Linked DNA regions of Homo sapiens: region 1 is linked to region 2. Evidence: chromatin loops called from intact Hi-C (ENCODE). Cell type or tissue: prostate gland. All regions are shown on one strand. Each heading gives the region's core, and the rest is flanking DNA. Links, peaks and the distances in the headings are about the cores only.

Region 1 (5,386 bases), core at 183-5,182, 71 kb after region 2:
CCATAAAAATACCATGTATTGGGTATCCTGTTTGTAAACATTATATAAATAGTATTACATATGTATTATACTTAATAAATTATAGTATTATATGAAGACATTATATAAATATATATATAATGTAACCTTTTTGTCTTGCTTTGTTTTATTCAACATCATGTTTTTGAACTATATCCACATAAATATCATTCATTTAGTGTTGAAATGTGCAAATATACCATGCAGAGTTCTTTATACATTGAGCATCTACATGATCTCATGTGAGCCTTCCATTCACTATTATCACTCTCCCTCTTTTTCAGATGAGGAAACTCGAGACCTTGAGAAGCTGCACGGCTAATCCAAGGTCATAAAGCTTGTCAAACCAGGCAAGGATGCAAAACCAGTTCTCTTGAATCTAGGTCTCAAGGTAACTGATATTAGCTTTAACAGCAACAAACAACAACTGAATTGTATTGGATGTCATCTAGAACCATTCTATGCACTTCATTGATTCAACAGATATTTATAGCGAACCTTATGTGCAAGCATTGCTCTAGGCACTGTGGAAGCAGTAGCAAAAAAGACAAACAAGGTCTGTGCCCTTAATTATGTTTATCTTTGTTTATTAAGTCCTTAAAACACACCTATGTAAATGGACATAATACCAATGTCCTAGAAAAAAATGAAACCACTTGAGCCTCAGGGTGGTGATATAACCTGCTTGAGGTCACAGACACAATTAAGTGGTCATGTCAGGATCCCCATGAGGATCCTCAACTCTCAAGTTTTGTTCTCCCCATGTTCTTGCTCTGTACCTCACAGCCACCTCTCATTGACAGGGAGGAATTCTGGCTGCTCACCTGACTCTTCAAACTGCCGGTTGTGAGTGGCCCAGGAGTCCTGGATCTGCAGCAGGCTGTCCTCCATGGCCTGGATGTCAGCATCAGGGCAGTTGCATTCAGGGAAGGTGGGGCTGCACTTGCACCAGCAGTCATTCTCCTTGCAGACGAGCTCACCCTCAGAGCTGCATGTGATGTAGCTGAGTGCTGCAGCTACAAAGCGCTCACGCAGATACTCAGGCAGCAGCACCTGAAGGCCTGGGGAAAGGATGTGTCAAGGAATCTCTGGGAAGAACCAGTGAGGACTCAGTTTCCCATGCCCAAGCCTGCAGGAATCCCAGCTGGAGTTCTGCTGACTTGTGCATCCTGGGCCCAAGCATGGGCACCACAGGGCCTAATCCTGCTGAGCTGGTTGGGGGAGAAGGCTACTACTGCCCCAGTGACAGATGGGGGAGGATCTGAAAATGCAGATGGGAAAATCAAAGCCCAAGGCTTAGCTAAACCCCTCAGATCAGCCAAATTGAGAGCGTGCATATCATAAGAACAGGCTTATTGGCTACACATCAGCATTTCTGGGATGGAAACAGGAAGATGTTTCAGATAAAAGAAGAGCTTACAGCCCTCTTGGGTGAGAAAACAAGGTTTGATGGGCTTTTTGCCCTGCCTCCTGTAGCCATCCTGTTTATAGCTTAACTGAGATTAGCAGTAGGCATCCTAGGACATTATTGAATTCTGACCCTTCTGGGCCTCCCCACCCTAGCTCTGATGACCAAGGAAGCTGTCCTGGTTAAGAGATAGGAACAGATATTGTGGGGATACAGTGCCCAGGTACTATGTTGAGTACTTTTTATATATGATTGCAAATAACATTTGTGCTCATATTGAGGTTTTTATAGGTAAGGAAATCCAAGTCCTAAGACCACAGTGACCTGCCCAAATCACAGCATTCATAGAATCTGCTTAGTGTCAGATCCTGCCCTTGTCTCATCAGCTAATACTATATAACTGGGACTGGCTGTCCTATTTCAATAGGATTTAACTCTGAAGAAGATTTGAAGGTGGGATGGTGGTCAATGCCCTGAGATCAGTCATGCCTGGATAGATATGAATGGCTCTCAGCTCTCTTCCAATTAACTTCTGATCTTGGATAGAATGCACTAAATTGCTCTGAGCTTCAGTTTTCTCACCCAACTGCAGTAACTACCAGTTTACCTACAGCAGAACATACTCCTAGTTGGCTTCAAGCCACTCACAAGGCGGCTGCTGGAAGCTTACCAAAGGATGAACAAAGGGTAGGCATGCCTTTGGATGCAGTCTGGGCCACGTTCGAGGTCAGATCTGCAGGAGGCTCCCCAGTAGCGACACTGTGAGACCTTGTGCCAGGAAAGTGAGGAATATGAGAACTTCTGGATATGGTGAGCTCCTCTTTCCTCAAACGTCTGCCAGCTCTTTATTTTTAGGCCCTTGACCTTGTCCTTGGCAGGAAACCAGAGAACTCAAAGTATGTATCCCAGTCTCAGCAGACCTCAAAATATAACTTAAAATTGCTAGCAGCAGTGGGTGTTTGTTGTTCTTTCTTGAGGTCTACCTCCAATTCTGTACTGCCCCTAAATTTTCCTTCCTTGGCACTGTGCCTACTGTGGCATTTGAGTGGTTCCCCTCACACACCCAATCCACATGCTTGCTTTCAACACTCACCCTCTCCAAGTCCTTTCATTTCACCTCCCCCATCACTTCCCTCCTCCTCACCAGAACACTTCCCATGCTATAAAATCAGTGCCCCGACAAATGTCTGCATGAGTGTTGGGGTATAAAATTAAATAGCATAAACTATTCCAAATGAACAACTAGACATTTTGAACTTCACTCACTGCTACTTTCCAGACACAAACCCAGCCCATCCAGGGACATCAGTGAAGAGGAATGCTAATTGCCTTAGGTAGCTCTAAATAAACGAGTTTTTAGTCCTCTTTCTTATATATTTCTTAATTCCTAAAGCATTGCTGGGTCGCATTTGACTCAGGTTGCCTGGAATTTGTAATCGTAGATCCTGAGTGAGGGTTATTGATTTTGTAATGCTGAGACAATAATATCTTAAACAGAGTACAATTCAGTTAGGCCTTGAGAAAAATAAAGTTTTCCCACTGAATCAGTTTGCATAGCCCTGCCCCCAGGATGCCTGCAGGGAACAGACAGCAAGAGATGCACGTCTCCCCTTAGCCCTCAGCCTCCAGGGTTAGTGTGGTTTTCTTTCCTTTATCTTTCACAGTTTTGCTTGTTCTGTCTCAGATCAAAAGTCTTATTCTTCTCAAACTCATCTCCTGACTTTGAATTGCCCATGTGCAAGATCACAGACAAATAACAGAAAGCAGGGGCCACCTTCAAACTGTGGTTCCAGTAAGTAGTGGTCCCCCACTTTGTACAGATCTTAGTTGAGCTGGAGATGGTAGTCTTCTAACCACTCTGTAAAGGCCAGCTATTACTCAATGTGTCTTTAGGATAAAGCAGAGGGTTTTCTGGGAAATGAAGATCGTTGAACTAGGTAAAGGCTTCTTATAAGGATGGGTATGCTGTTTCTTATAGGATTGTGACAGAGGACTTGAGATGGAATGTGAAGTGGGATGATTGAGGTGTCATGTGATATAAGCAATGGGTCTGGGGTATAGGACAAACCATACCAGAAGGTTTCTTAAAACATGATGGAAAGTTGTTAAATACAGGTTCCAGAACTTGTGGTAGTTCTTGTCTTAAGAAAGGTTTGATCAAATGGAACAGGCAGAATTTTTTCCCGCTATTTGATCTAGGAATTTTTTTTTTTAAATCAGGTGTGAAAGGTATGAAAACCATCATAGTGCTGCTTACCAAGTAACTGTACTTTGTTCTCTGGACTCTGTACCAAGACAGAACTGACTGAGTCCAGATTGTCATAGTTGCTGCAGCCCAGAGGACCGGTCCTGGTCTCGGTGACCTAGAGAAGGAAGGAGTAGGGAGTGGGTTTAGATAACAAGTGGAGACTCCCTTTATACTTCCCTTCTCCAGCTGCTCCATCTCAGGTTCCACATCCTGTCCTTGACCAGCTGTAGAAGTGATACGTCCCTTTTCGTACTCCAGAGGTATAAAGTCACTTTCTTCCTTGGCCTGAGGCAGTGAGTATCTGTTACATATAGCTGGCAGCAGCAGTTATATATAAGTAAGAGCCTTTCAGAGAGAGCTAAAGGGAATTTGTGTCTGGAAAGGCGGAGAATGCTGGAGAAGGAGTGAAACCTTAAGCTCTAGTCACCCCTTCTCCCTCCAGAGGAAGGCAAGAGGCCATATGTGGTCCCTGTCAGCCTGCTGGAAAGCCCAGCTGCATCCACTTGATGTGGTACTCACAGACTTTACGGATCCTAAAGATGAAAAGCACTAGAGAAATATGAGTTATGAGTATTAGTATTAGTATTAAACATTTAAGTCCCACCTCGGCACTGAGACATCCTTAGAGAAAATCAGCTATGGGCTTACTGCATATTTTAATAAGTATATTAAATATACATAAACTCTTATAGCCATGTAATATTTCAAAACACCATAGAGTCATTTAAAAATATTATAAAGTTGGCCCATCAGTTTTCCCTGATGTTTAAAGTATAAGATGAAAAATGGGAAGCTTTAAATGCACTAAAATAATTATGTAATAAGAATGATGGGGACCTGCGGCCCTTTCTCAGGATCTCTGAAGTCTTTGCCAACAATCAATCAACAAGTATTTATTGAGCAGCCACTGTTTAATTCCATACAATTCTTCAAACATTTATAGTGCACCTTTCCTGAAGTTAATCGTGAAGCCCACTCTGATACCTCTGACGTCCTCTTCTGGCTTCAGGCCCCCCTGCTTTGCAGCAGGCACAGGAGTTGCAGTTTTGCATCCCTTTCTGCAAGTATGTGATCCATGTCTGAATCCTACACTCTATAGGCTCCAAAGAGGGAAGCTCATATTTATTTTGCTCACCATGTTGTCGACAGCAATTAACACAGTTTCTGGCACACAGTAGGTACTCAATAAACAAGAGAATGCATGTATAATACATTCCAGGCTTTTCAGGGTAGGGAGGTGTGTGCAACAATGTACACATTGTGTACTGCATCCTCCAGGAGATCACACCCTGTGGGGCAGGTAGGTGCATACACAGCTGACTGATAGACATCCAAGTCACAGTAGAAGCCCACATCATGATGAGCTCTAAGGAAGCACAGCTCTAAACAAAGGGAAACAAGAGAGGAAGTAGCAGAAGAGGCACCATCTGTGTTGGTTCCTAAGGAGAAGTAGGGAGTGGACAGGTGGGAAGAGAGGAAATGTACTACAAGGAAAAGGAGAAGGGACAGTGTGATCTCTGCAGCACACAGCTTGGAAGTGCATAGTGCATGTGTCTAGCACCCTGCCTTGTTACCATGGTGAATATGAAAGTGTAAGGGACATTCTTCAAGGGAGTTTAGTAGACCTAGGTTTAAAAAATACACATGGAGCAGAGTGATAAAGTGAGAGATTGTGTGATGCTGAGCAAAAACAGTCGGGAGAGAGGCAGGAA
Region 2 (5,386 bases), core at 109-5,108:
AAGCTGGTCTGGAAGGGTCCAAGAAGGCTTCACATTACATGTCTGTCTCCATATTGGGGATGCAACTCGAGGCTCCCAGAGACAGTATTCCAGGAAACATGGTGGAGAAACTGCCCATTTCTCAAGGCCTGGGCCTCAAAACTGGATGAATACAACTTTCCAATATTCCACAGGACAAAGCAGTCCCAGGGCCTACCCAGAACCAAGAGGAAGGGACACAGGCTCACCCCTCAATGAGAAGAATGTATAAAACTTCTTTAATCTGCCTATGCAGAGTTAGTAAACAATGTTTTGCTGCAGAGTATCAAATAGCTAAGGCCTCCAATCTGAACAGTTTCTGAGTGTTCTAGAACTGGGGTTAGCAAATTTTTTCTGTAAAGGGCCAGATAGTAAACATGCTCGACTTTGTGAGCCACATATAGTCTCTGCCACATATTCTTGTTTTATTTATAATCCTTTTAAAAATGTAGAAACCATTCTCAGCTTGCGGGCTATATAGAAATGGCCTGCAGGCCAGATATAGCCCATGGACTGTAGTTTGCCAGCTCATATTCTAGAATAATCTTCCATGACACACAGTCTGGCTGAATTGTAATTATGGTAGCAGCTTCTACCCATCGTATCCCCTGAGTAGCAATAATTCAGAGAAACAGCTGGAAAGGGCCTTGGAAGTCACCTACTCTAATCCTAATGACGTGGAAACTGAGGTCCAGAGAGATTAAGAAACCTGGAAGAAGTACCATGGCTGACTAAGGGTAGACCCTCAGAGATCCCTAGGTCTTCTTTCTTCTAATTCAGTGTTATTTCCACTGCAACAGACCATATCTCAAAATGCTGTGTTTCTAGTCAGCAGAAATCATAAGTATCTAGGAGTAAGGTAGACATAGCAGCAGTGAAATATGCTTGGACCTTTGGACCTTGGAGGGTGTTTACTCCTGGCTGGCTGTGGTCCAGGGTCTAAGTGGAGACCGATCTTGTGGCAGCGCTGCTTGGCCTGGGTCTGGTCACTGGCTGGAAAGCTGGAGTGCAGGTTGTCACTCCTATCGGGATGGATCATCAGTGTGGGAGGGATGCAGAACACGCACAGAAGGAAGGGAGGTGTGGGGAGGTTACATACAGATCTGCAGGAGGTGGGCTGGGCCATCAATGCCTCCCGCTGGAGAAGAGCAATCAGGGCAGAGGGCTATAGAATCACTTGTCATCTCCTTAGTGGGAGGTGCTATTTATCAGGCTTGTCACTTTGCTGAGTTCCTCAAGAAGCCTCTTATTTACTAGTATTTGCTTGTATGCCCCATATTTTTTCATGTCTCCATGCCTTTGGATATGCGGTCCCCTCTGTATGAGATCCTCCCAGCCCCGCACGCCTTTCTGGAAAAGTTAAATGTCATCTCCTCTGAAGAGTCTTCCCTCAGCTTCTCAGGAATATTAAGACACTTGTCCCTGGCTCTCACTTCTTTTTTATCGTATGTAAATAATGTCAATAATCTGGCCCTAAATCACCTAGTCTGCTTGCCACAGATAGTAACTATTTCTGTTATACATCTTTTTATTTCATAGATGTTATCTAATTGTGCTATAACTGTTTACTTTTATGTCTGTCAGGAATCATGTCTTTTTTTGTTGTTATTTTTGTTTCCCAGTCTCTACTATAGAGCACAGAGTGGATGTTAAAATAAATGTTTGCTAAATGAAAGAATACATGAATTTAGAAAACTGGGCATATCTGTAGTAATCAATAATACATTCCTCCTGGGGTCAGGGTGCTGGATGACTCTGACTGCCTCATTTTCTTTATTACTGGCTCTGAAGAGTTGGGATCAATTGAAATAGTTACCATGAGGAGCTTATGAAGTATTTTACTTTGGGACTCAAATGTTAGAGCTATTTCTTTAAAGAGTTGGTTAGGCACAATTTTGTTCAGGTTATCTTGCAAGGTCTGTCTTGATGAGTATGATGAGTATATCCATCCCTCTTTTCCAGTATCCTAGATTTCTGGACCAACCATATGTTCTGGCTCTTTCTAAAGGGTAACACACAAGGTCAACAGTTGGCTTTTGATAGCCTGATTCATGGAACATTTAAAACGTTTGCTTAATATGTAAATCATACTTTGGAGAAATATAATTACATACTCTAAATGGAGTCCTCAGCAGTCCCAGCTACTCTTTGCATGACCGTGTTGTTTTGATTCAGAGTAACTAGACACTGGCTGATCATAATCCCTTTCCACATATCAATTTATTTTCTATCTTGACTCCTGCCTTTTGCCCATGTAATGTGAACTTTTAGCAAATCCATCCTGATCCTTTTGCCATTACAATGCAAAGTAGCATGGTATTGTTGTTTTCCGACTGTTCTAGTAGACCTGACCAATTTATTTAACACTGATGTGGATTCTAGGCCCCTGGAAGAATGCCTTATTTGTCTGCTTGCCAGGAAAAAAGATATTTGGTGATTGGCCTAGCCCTTTCAGGCTGCCCATTGCTATAGCTATACTGCTGTTGTTTTGGTGACGTGGTAAAAAAAATAACTAGTTGGAGACAGAGTGTGGTGTTGCAGTGATATTAGACTACGCAGATAAATTTAAAATGCATGGACCTGTTCAAAATTTCACCAGCTCTCATAAACCTCCCCTTGCTGATTGGTTTCTTTGCAGGCAGGGATCATTCAGTAGGGATCATGGGTCACGGGGAGAAGACGAACACAGAGCAGAAAATAACACTTTGCATTTTTCACGTACAACGTGCCCTTATTTGTAGTTCTATAGTTTTGCTTGTTTTAGATCTAGTCTAATTTCTCCCACCCCTAGGATCTGGGGGTCAATGTGGGCGATGCTTAGAGTATGACGTTAAATTAGCCAGTGCAGTTTCATTTTGGCAAATATTATGGCTGTAGAAACCTAAGGACAAATAAAATCACATATACTCACGTAGGACTGTGGTAATAGAGACAAAATACTGGTAAATACAGAGAAGTCATTTTGATTTTCTGCTGCAGCTGGATCTCACATTCCAATTGTGGGTACACTACTTTCTGACTTTGAACCTCAGTGTCCCTGTCTGTAAATTGGGGATAATATAACACCTTGTGTGGCCTCTTGCATATCATTTAGCTTTTATACATGTTGATAGCCTATAGAAGTCAGGGCTGACCTGAGGCAAAATTATATTCCATGCAATGTTCTTATTTAACAGACTTAGAGGTCTACTTCCAAATTTGTCTCTGTGCTTGTGGGGGAAGAAACATGGAGATGGAGATACAGCTAACCTCTGAATGACTGTCTATTGCCTCCTGCTATGATTTGAATGTGTCCCCCAGCATTCACGTGTCAGAAACCTAATGCCCAATGTGGCAGTGTTGGGAGGTGGGAACTAATGGAAGCTGTTTAGGTAATGAACAGAGTAATGCCATTATGAAAAGGGCTCACAGGGGTTCTATGAGTGGGTTCCCTTTCTGGCACTCTTGCCCTTCTGCCATGGCATGGTGCAGCAAGAAGGCCCTCACCAGGTACCAGCACCTTGATCTTAGAGTTCCCAGAGTTCAAAACTGTGAGCCAATAATTTCTGTTCTTTATACATGACCTAATCTCAGGTATTCTGTTGTAGCAGCTCAACACTGACTAAGCCATCTCCCACTCCCAAGCGCAGAGTGGATGTTGAAGCAAATTCCGGGGGTCCCTAGCAGGGAATTGGTATGTGACGAAAGGTGGTTGTTAGTCCCTATATTTTGTGATACCCTATTCAGGGCTTCAAATTACTAACCTTTTCTCCCTCCACGAACTCCTCAAAATGTTGGCTCTGATTGTATTGTAGAAGAATTTAAAGAAACATCTCCAAGCTAAAACATCAGTTATGTGAAGGCTCTTTCTCCTTTCCCACTTTGCTGGTTGCGATTGTTGTTTCCAAATAAGAACAAAGAATTCTTCTGGAGGCAAGAAGCAGCTTTTTTGATGAGGGTGTACAGAAAGGCATTTTCTTAGTGGCATTTTCTTGAGGAAATAACAGAAATTCCCACTCTAAACAACAACAAAAACAACACACACAAAAAACATGGACTCTCATCACAGAGAGAGTGCATCTGGTATATTGGTAAGCCCTTGAAATCTATTGGAGGTGGTGACAAGTAGAAGCTGAGGGGTGCAGAAAGGAAAGAGAGAAAGGAGGTTAAGGGGGCAAGGAGGAAAAGGCAGGTCAAGAAAGAACTCATACAGTCAGTAGACGCCTTCAGTAAAACACTGAATCAGGGGTCAGCCAGCTACAACTGATGAGTCAAATTCAGCCCACTGACTATGTTTGTATGGTCGATGAGCTAAGAATGGTTTTTGCTTTTAAAATGCTGAAAAAAAATCTAAAGAAGAATATGTTGTGGCATGTGAAAATTATATGAAATTCAAACGTTAGCGTCCATAAATAAAGTTTTATTGGAACACAGCCACACCTACTGGTGATTGCCTATGGCTGCTTTCATGCTGCTGAGGCCGAGTTGAGCAATTGCAACAGAGACCATATGGCCCACGAAGCCAAAAATATTTACTGTCTGCCCCTTCCTGGCAGATTTACTATCTGCTGACCCCTGCTCCAGACAGTATTTTAAACACTGGCCTGTAAATTTGGGTTAGCAGTCTAAACCTCCCCAACAAGAAGCACTTAGCAATTATTTGTTATTGTGTCTGTTTTCTGATAAATCCAGGGCCACAGCTGCAAAGGCAGGTAGAGAAGGACCTTTCCCACTTTCTCTCCAGCTCTGTTTTGCCCCTCAGCCACCTGCACAACTCCACACACATCTCTCGCTGCTCTTTTTGTAAGCCAGCCTACCCTAGTTGAACTCAATGTACACAAGATTTTTATTTGTACCATCACATGAGAACTACATCCCACTTTTTGAAATATCACAGAAAAAGTTATAGATAGAAATATTTGTAAAATGTGTTACACTGATTTCCGTATTTTACAAAGAAACTATAAGCACAGCACAGCCATATTTGAATGATTAAATTTGTATTAATCAGTATGATATGCAATGCTATTTTATCATAATAGTGAATGTTTTATGTCATATGGTATTGACAGTCTGGCTAATTAATTACATTTGTGAAATATATTTTGTATTGCTACTGTGAACATTATCATATTTCACAAAGCCCTATGCCACCTGAAGCACACACTAGGTATTCGCAGATGTGTGTTTTCCCTAATGGCATTTTTTATCCCATTAGCACTTGCAAAATGACTGCTGGACAAGAAACTAACATTACCCAACCTAGAACTGTCTTTATCTCCACTGCTTTCCACCAACTAGATCTTTCCTTAATTAGATTCCTGTGTAAACTAGCCATTTTTTGAAATATATGTATATTTTTATTTTGGCAGTTTGCTTTACTTCTAAG

What was found. Peaks named below come from ENCODE experiments on the same cell type or tissue, not always from the same donor. Only the 100,000 strongest peaks of a DNase experiment are listed, where the experiment ranks them.
Region 1: a loop joins it to region 2, with 2.3 times the contacts of the local background. A loop is called at or near these places in 5 of 110 quality-filtered maps.

Annotation. Positions count from the first base shown.
Region 1 is chr1:177,271,891-177,277,276 of GRCh38, reverse strand. BRINP2 (BMP/retinoic acid inducible neural specific 2) reads right to left here. Exons shown (of 8, transcript NM_021165.4): 5 at 3,684-3,789; 6 at 843-1,079. Among named protein-coding and RNA genes, the nearest start is that of LINC01645, 77 kb to the left of the region's middle. In prostate gland, for the core only: no CTCF peak of the experiment used is centred there; a DNase peak (open chromatin) is centred at 2,226.
Region 2 is chr1:177,342,714-177,348,099 of GRCh38, reverse strand. No RefSeq gene overlaps it. Among named protein-coding and RNA genes, the nearest start is that of LINC01645, 6.2 kb to the left of the region's middle. In prostate gland, for the core only: no CTCF peak of the experiment used is centred there; no DNase peak of the experiment used is centred there.